2 separate regions of the Mus musculus genome follow, and region 1 is linked to region 2. Evidence: chromatin loops called from intact Hi-C (ENCODE). Cell type or tissue: gastrocnemius. All regions are shown on one strand. Links, peaks and the distances in the headings refer to the core of each region. The heading gives the core; the rest is flanking DNA.

Evidence for each region. A loop is a pair of places that touch in the nucleus more often than their neighbours do. Peaks named below come from ENCODE experiments on the same cell type or tissue, not always from the same donor. Only the 100,000 strongest peaks of a DNase experiment are listed, where the experiment ranks them.
Region 1: a loop joins it to region 2, with 18 times the contacts of the local background. A loop is called at or near these places in 29 of 42 quality-filtered maps.

The regions. Positions count from the first base shown.
Region 1 is chr15:91,968,030-91,970,953 of GRCm38, forward strand. No RefSeq gene overlaps it. Among named protein-coding and RNA genes, the nearest start is that of Cntn1, 82 kb to the right of the region's middle. In gastrocnemius, for the core only: a CTCF peak has its summit at 1,548 (motif pointing right); a DNase peak (open chromatin) is centred at 1,547.
Region 2 is chr15:92,230,047-92,232,970 of GRCm38, forward strand. It overlaps Cntn1 (contactin 1), which reads left to right. Exons shown (of 24, transcript NM_001159648.1): 5 at 2,055-2,227. Among named protein-coding and RNA genes, the nearest start is that of Gm36901, 31 kb to the left of the region's middle. In gastrocnemius, for the core only: a CTCF peak has its summit at 1,540 (motif pointing left); a DNase peak (open chromatin) is centred at 1,545.

The sequences.
Region 1 (2,924 bases), core at 148-2,647, 260 kb before region 2:
TCTCATAACAGAACGAGAGAATTATTCTCTCCATCACATTAGGGGATGCCCTCCATGAGCCTCTCTTCTGATGGGTGGTCTCCCAGTCAGGTGATTGTCTGGGTCCTCTATGGTCACTCTTGGGCAGGGGTTTTCAACGTGCAGGTCGTGACCCCCAAAGACCATTGGAAACATGTATAATTACATTATAATTCATCACAGCAGCAAAATTGCAGTTATAAAGTAGCAACAAAAATAATTTTATGGGGGGGGGGTCACCACAACATGAGTAACTGTATCAACTGTATCAACTGGTCACAGCATCAGGAAACTTGAGGACCCCTGCAGGGAAGGGTGATGAACATGAGAAACTATGTCAGATGGTCACAGCATCAGGAAGGTTGAGAACCACTGTAAGAAAAGAGTGATGTAATGGTTTTGGAGCCTGGAATGTCAGGTACCCAGTCAGGGCAGAGGCGGAGCTCAGATTTCTTCTTTTGACAAGAAAGAAATACCTTTCTTCCAAATGAATCCCTTTCTAAAACAGGAGTTTGAGTCCACAACCGATCCAACCTATATCTGTCATCAGTGGCCTCGAAGCCTGCCAATGTCTGTCCAGCTACGTTTTCTGAGATCGCAGTGGCTCATAAAATCTATTTCTTTGTGGTCTTGTTTTAATGCCTTGTTTGCTACCAGGAAGTAAACTTAATATGTAAATTGCCTGGTATTCTTTTGCCCAAATCGTGACGATGTTTATTCATTGTACTTACAACAAATTCTAATCTCCCTTTGAGAGGCCCCAGGAACCAATACTACCTAGGTCTAGCTTCATCTTCCACTGCCTTGCCTTAGAAACCTCAATCCACTAAAGTAGAAACTATAGTGTACATCGAGTGGTCCAGGCTTAGCCATCTTACTGCCTTTACACTTCTCTCAAATACGGTCATGCTAAATCCTGTGTGACTGGCACATCTTCTTCCCTTAGATCTCAAGTGCATGTCCTCAGGAGGCCACCCTCACCTCATCCTTTGATGTCCTCTCACTGGCATGCCGCTCACACCTGCTTCCTGAATGTCAATTATAATTTACAACACTCAGAGGATCTCGTATGTATATTTCTGTCCTCACTGGGATGTGCGTCCCAAGTCTGTTTGGTGCTTTTTGTCCCATTCACTTCTTAAACGAGTGTGTAGACTAGTGGTTCAAAGGCCATATTTGTTTGTACAAGGGAGCGGTTCGAGAAAACGGACTAAGAAGTCCTAGTGATCGGGACGGTTTCCGAAGAAACAGTCCTGAGTTCTGTTCAGGAACACGAGTTTCTTCTCAATTCCACGTCTTAGACTCCGTTATCTACCATAATGGATTAATCCTGTTGTCTTCCCATCTCTTAGCTGCTAAAGAAGTAGCGAAAAGCGTTGGACATCTCAAACGCTGTAGTGGCCCCAGTCAGGTGGGAGGCGCACCCTTCTCTGGAAATTGTTTCATTGTAGTTTCTGGAGGCTTAAAAGCCTCAGGGAGATCTAAAATTAGGCTCGGAAGAGGGTCCAGTGGCAAAACGGACTGCCACCAGGTGGCAGCAAAGAGTCACCTCCTCTCGCAACACTTACATGGCTCTTAGTTTTGTCCTCATTTAAATTATCAGACTATGACCAGTTTCCCGACAGACTAAAGTATCCATCAATCCATCAGCTTATTTCCGGTTGGTGTTTATTTTTACTTATTTACTTGTTTATTTGGGGGTGGTGTGTGTGTGTGTGTGTTTGTGCGCACGCACGTTTATGTTGCATACCTTTTTATATGGGGGCTTATACATTCATTTATAAATAAGCAGAAGCCAGAGGAGGGTGCCTGGTGTTTTTTCCAGTATTACTCTTTGTCTTGTTCATTTGAGACAGGGTCTCTTCCTGAGTCTGAAGCTCACAGTTTAAGCTAGGCTGTCTGCCAATGAGCTGTCATCTGCCTGTCTCCTCCCTCTTATCCTAGGGTTTCAGGTATTTGCATCGGTGTCTATTTTGTTTTGTTTTGTTTTGTTTTGTTTTGTTTTGTTTTGTTTTGTTTTGTTTTGTTTTGTTTTTTAACATGGATGCTGGAGATTTGAACTCAGAGCTTCATGTGTGAACACCAAGTGCTGTTACTCACTGAGCTAGCTCCCAACCTCCACCGCCAGTTTACAGATTCAATGTGAAAATTCCCCTGGGTAATAAGCTGTCTAGAAAAAAGAAAAAATAATTCAAATTCACAGATTTATGTCATTAAAAAGAATAGGTTTCCTTTCCAAGAAAATACTCAATTTCAACCTAAGTGTTTTAATATAAATAGCATATGATAAAATTTATATTTGAAAGTTAATTAATTCACTTGTTACCAATGGAGGTCAAAAGTTAAAACGAAACCAACCAACCAACCAAACAAACAAACAAAAAACCAAAAGCATTCGTGGCTGTCTCGGGTGCTCCTGATGGAGATTCGGTCACATCTGTGGTGATTTTCTTAGTCTTTGAGACCATTACCTTCTGTCAGAACTCAGCACTTAGATTGCAAAAAGCCTTTAATAATCTGCCTTTTTACCTGACAGGATTTCACTTATTTTTCACAACTCATTTCAAATAAAGCATCTCCAGGATGCTTTTCTGCCCTTCACTGTCCCTTAGGCTAGGGTAAAGATTGTTTTTGTTTCTATAAGAATTTAAAAATATTATTTTTTGTGTGTGGGAAAGAGAGAGAGAGAGAGAGAGAGAGAGAGAGAGAGAGAGAGAGAGAGAGAGAGAGAGAAAGAGAGAGAGAGAGAGAGGGCATGTTTGTGACATCTGAGATAGGTGTGTATGTGTGTGAGTGTGTATTATGACATATGTGAAAGAATGAGTGTGTATATGAGTATGAGTATGTGTGATGTGTGACTGAGTGTATGAGTGTTTTGTGATATGTGAACATGTGTAACGGTATGT
Region 2 (2,924 bases), core at 266-2,765:
GTAAGTTAAATACAGATGCCTGACCAAAGCACAGGTGCGATGATATCTAAAGATAGTGTGTAAATCTCAAGCCTATTTCAGCGATGAGGATTCTGAGATACTGGCCTCGCCAGCAGCCTCCAGCCTGGCTTGGAAGCAACCATTCAGCAGGTGCTGTGTGTGCTCAGTGTTTCTAGGAACATGGCATGGGCAGGGGTATGGACCTTCTCCGCACAGAGGCTGTATGAATGCAAAATATGCCCCCCCTCCACCCAACAGGTTTTAGCCAAACTAAAGCCCAGCTTGATCTGGCTTGACTGTCCGTATATTAATATAGGGAGCTGGGGGCGCCAAGTAGACGTTTAATCCTGAAAGAGGCAGCTGCATCAGACTGCAATATAAAAGCATAAAGGGGAAGAGAAGATGAGAGACTTGTTTGGGTAGAAAGGATGATTTTCAAATGTTGTGAATGACAGAAGAAACCATACTGTCCACAGTAATCACTCACTGTGTCCTTCGCACAGTAGTTTTATATCTGGAGCGTGTTCTGTGGTGATGGATTATTCATGGTGGCCTTCTGAAAGGTGAGAGGTACAACAAGGAATTTTCTTTGCCCCTCATCAGCCTTGACACACTTTTTCCCACTCTCCGCCCCCAAGAAGCGAGCGCTGCAATAAAAGCTTATCTGAAGGCCCAGTGGTCTCAACACACATTTCTGAAAATAGACCATGAATTTATCCAAACACAGCAAGGCATAAAATTATGATTCCCTAAACAACCCCAGCCACAGGAAGTCAAAGTAATTAACACAACTTGGACCCAATAAAGCAGGGGAGAATCGCGACCATTGAAGTTGCCTGACCAGGAAACCTGTGGGATGATCACCCCAAACCACTTCCACATGCCCAGGGCAAGACTGGCCCTGCTGAAATCAAAGCAGGTGATTTGGAGTGATTGCAGCAAGCAAGAACGGAACGAACGCTGTGTGTTCTTGCTTTTGAAATGAGCTCTTAGCCCATAAGGATTATAACAGGGAAATGTCCTAGGGACCTGACTTACAAACACACTCTGAAGTCATGCAGTTTTTTCATTACTTTCACTTGTATCAGGAATGTATTTGGCATCTGGAAACTAGCCACAGCTGCCCCCCTGATCTTCAAGGTCAGGACTTTTATCTGATGTTTTTCCTGGGACATTGCTTAAACAGATAGACCCTGGCACGGCACAGCATAATTGTAAAAAAAATTTTTTTACTATAATCATAAGTGAAACGTCTTTTTACATGCATTCTTCTCTCCAACTCACTCAGAAAAGGCAGAATTCCACTTTAAATAATGTCTCCTTCCTAGAGTAGTGTTGTTAGCCACGATATTTTTCATTGACACTGTTACACATACAAATATACAGTGGATGAAAATGCTTTCAACAAAAGTTGCCCCTCAATAATATGAAAAGGCACCACTAAATAATATCTTGAGGATGAAGAAAATTTGAATTTACCACTTCATTTGTGGTTTGGATTAAGACCCAGTAGAGCAATTTTAAACTGCGTGATCTCCCTCTAGTGGTCAACGCGTGTTAATGGCTGACCACACAGCCCGTCTCCTTTAGTTTTATTGAAAAATCGCTGTGCTACTTAGCCAGATACTCATACTTCTTATTTTAATTTTGCTCGAGATATGTCTTAATATTTTATGCAAGGTATCTAGGTGCCTGTGAAACTACCTAGCAGAATATGGCTATCAAGTATGCTCATGTCTAAATAATGAACTTCATCTCTGGAATACATGAAGTCAATCTTAGGAATAGAATTCAATAACCCATTTTCCTTTAGGATACTTCTTCATTTAAGATGTGGGAAAGTGTTGGGAGTTTGCACATTTTGCCACCTTAGCTAAATCATTATTCATGTTTCAAAATACTCGGGATCCTCGATCATTTAGAAACCCCGTCGATTCGTGTACATGATCATCTCCCTTCACAGAGAACCGTACTTGAATTACTTCAGAGTAAAGTTAGCCCGACAGTTCCCAGACTTACGAGTTTCAGTGTAACACTAACGTCTTTTTCTCTAGATGGAGAATGAATAACGGGGACGTGGACCTGACAAACGATCGGTACAGTATGGTCGGAGGAAACCTTGTTATCAACAACCCGGACAAACAGAAAGACGCTGGGGTGTACTACTGCCTGGCATCCAACAACTACGGAATGGTCAGGAGCACGGAGGCAACTCTGAGCTTCGGGTGTAAGTAATCATAAGCTTTTTAGAGGGTGGATTTATTCGAAGTGAAGTTACATGTGTTTTAATTATTGATCCAAGTCTATGTAAATATCATGTGAGGGTGTCGACTGTGGGATGGTTAACTACCTCAGCCATTCTCTTCCATTAAAATCACTTCTCCTGGAGAGATGGTTCAGAGTTGAAACATGCCGACTACTCTTGCAGAAGCACCATGTTCAATTGCCAACATCCATGTTGAGTGGTTCACAGTTGCTTGTAACTTCATCTCCATAGAATCCAATGCCCTCTTCTGGCTTCCATGGGTAGAAAGCAAGCACACACACACACACACACACACACACCCCAAATATCACACATGTATACATTACACACATGCACACCAACATATATATCTACACACAACACACACACACACACACACACTCAGATACATACACACGAATAAGTAAAATTTAAAAATCTTGTCACTGTGAATATAGACCCTACTGCCTTATCATTGCAACCAACGCAGTGATAATGTGCGTTTTATTTTTCAAAAGTCATGGCACCTGTTCATTTACAGGTGGCAGGTTGTTGTTGTTGTTGAGACAAGTATGGCACCTGTGAAGTTTTCAGTTATAATAGTTCTACGTGACCACCAAGACATATTAGTAAACACAGCCATAAGAGTTCAGCAAAAAGGATAAAAGAAGGAAACAGA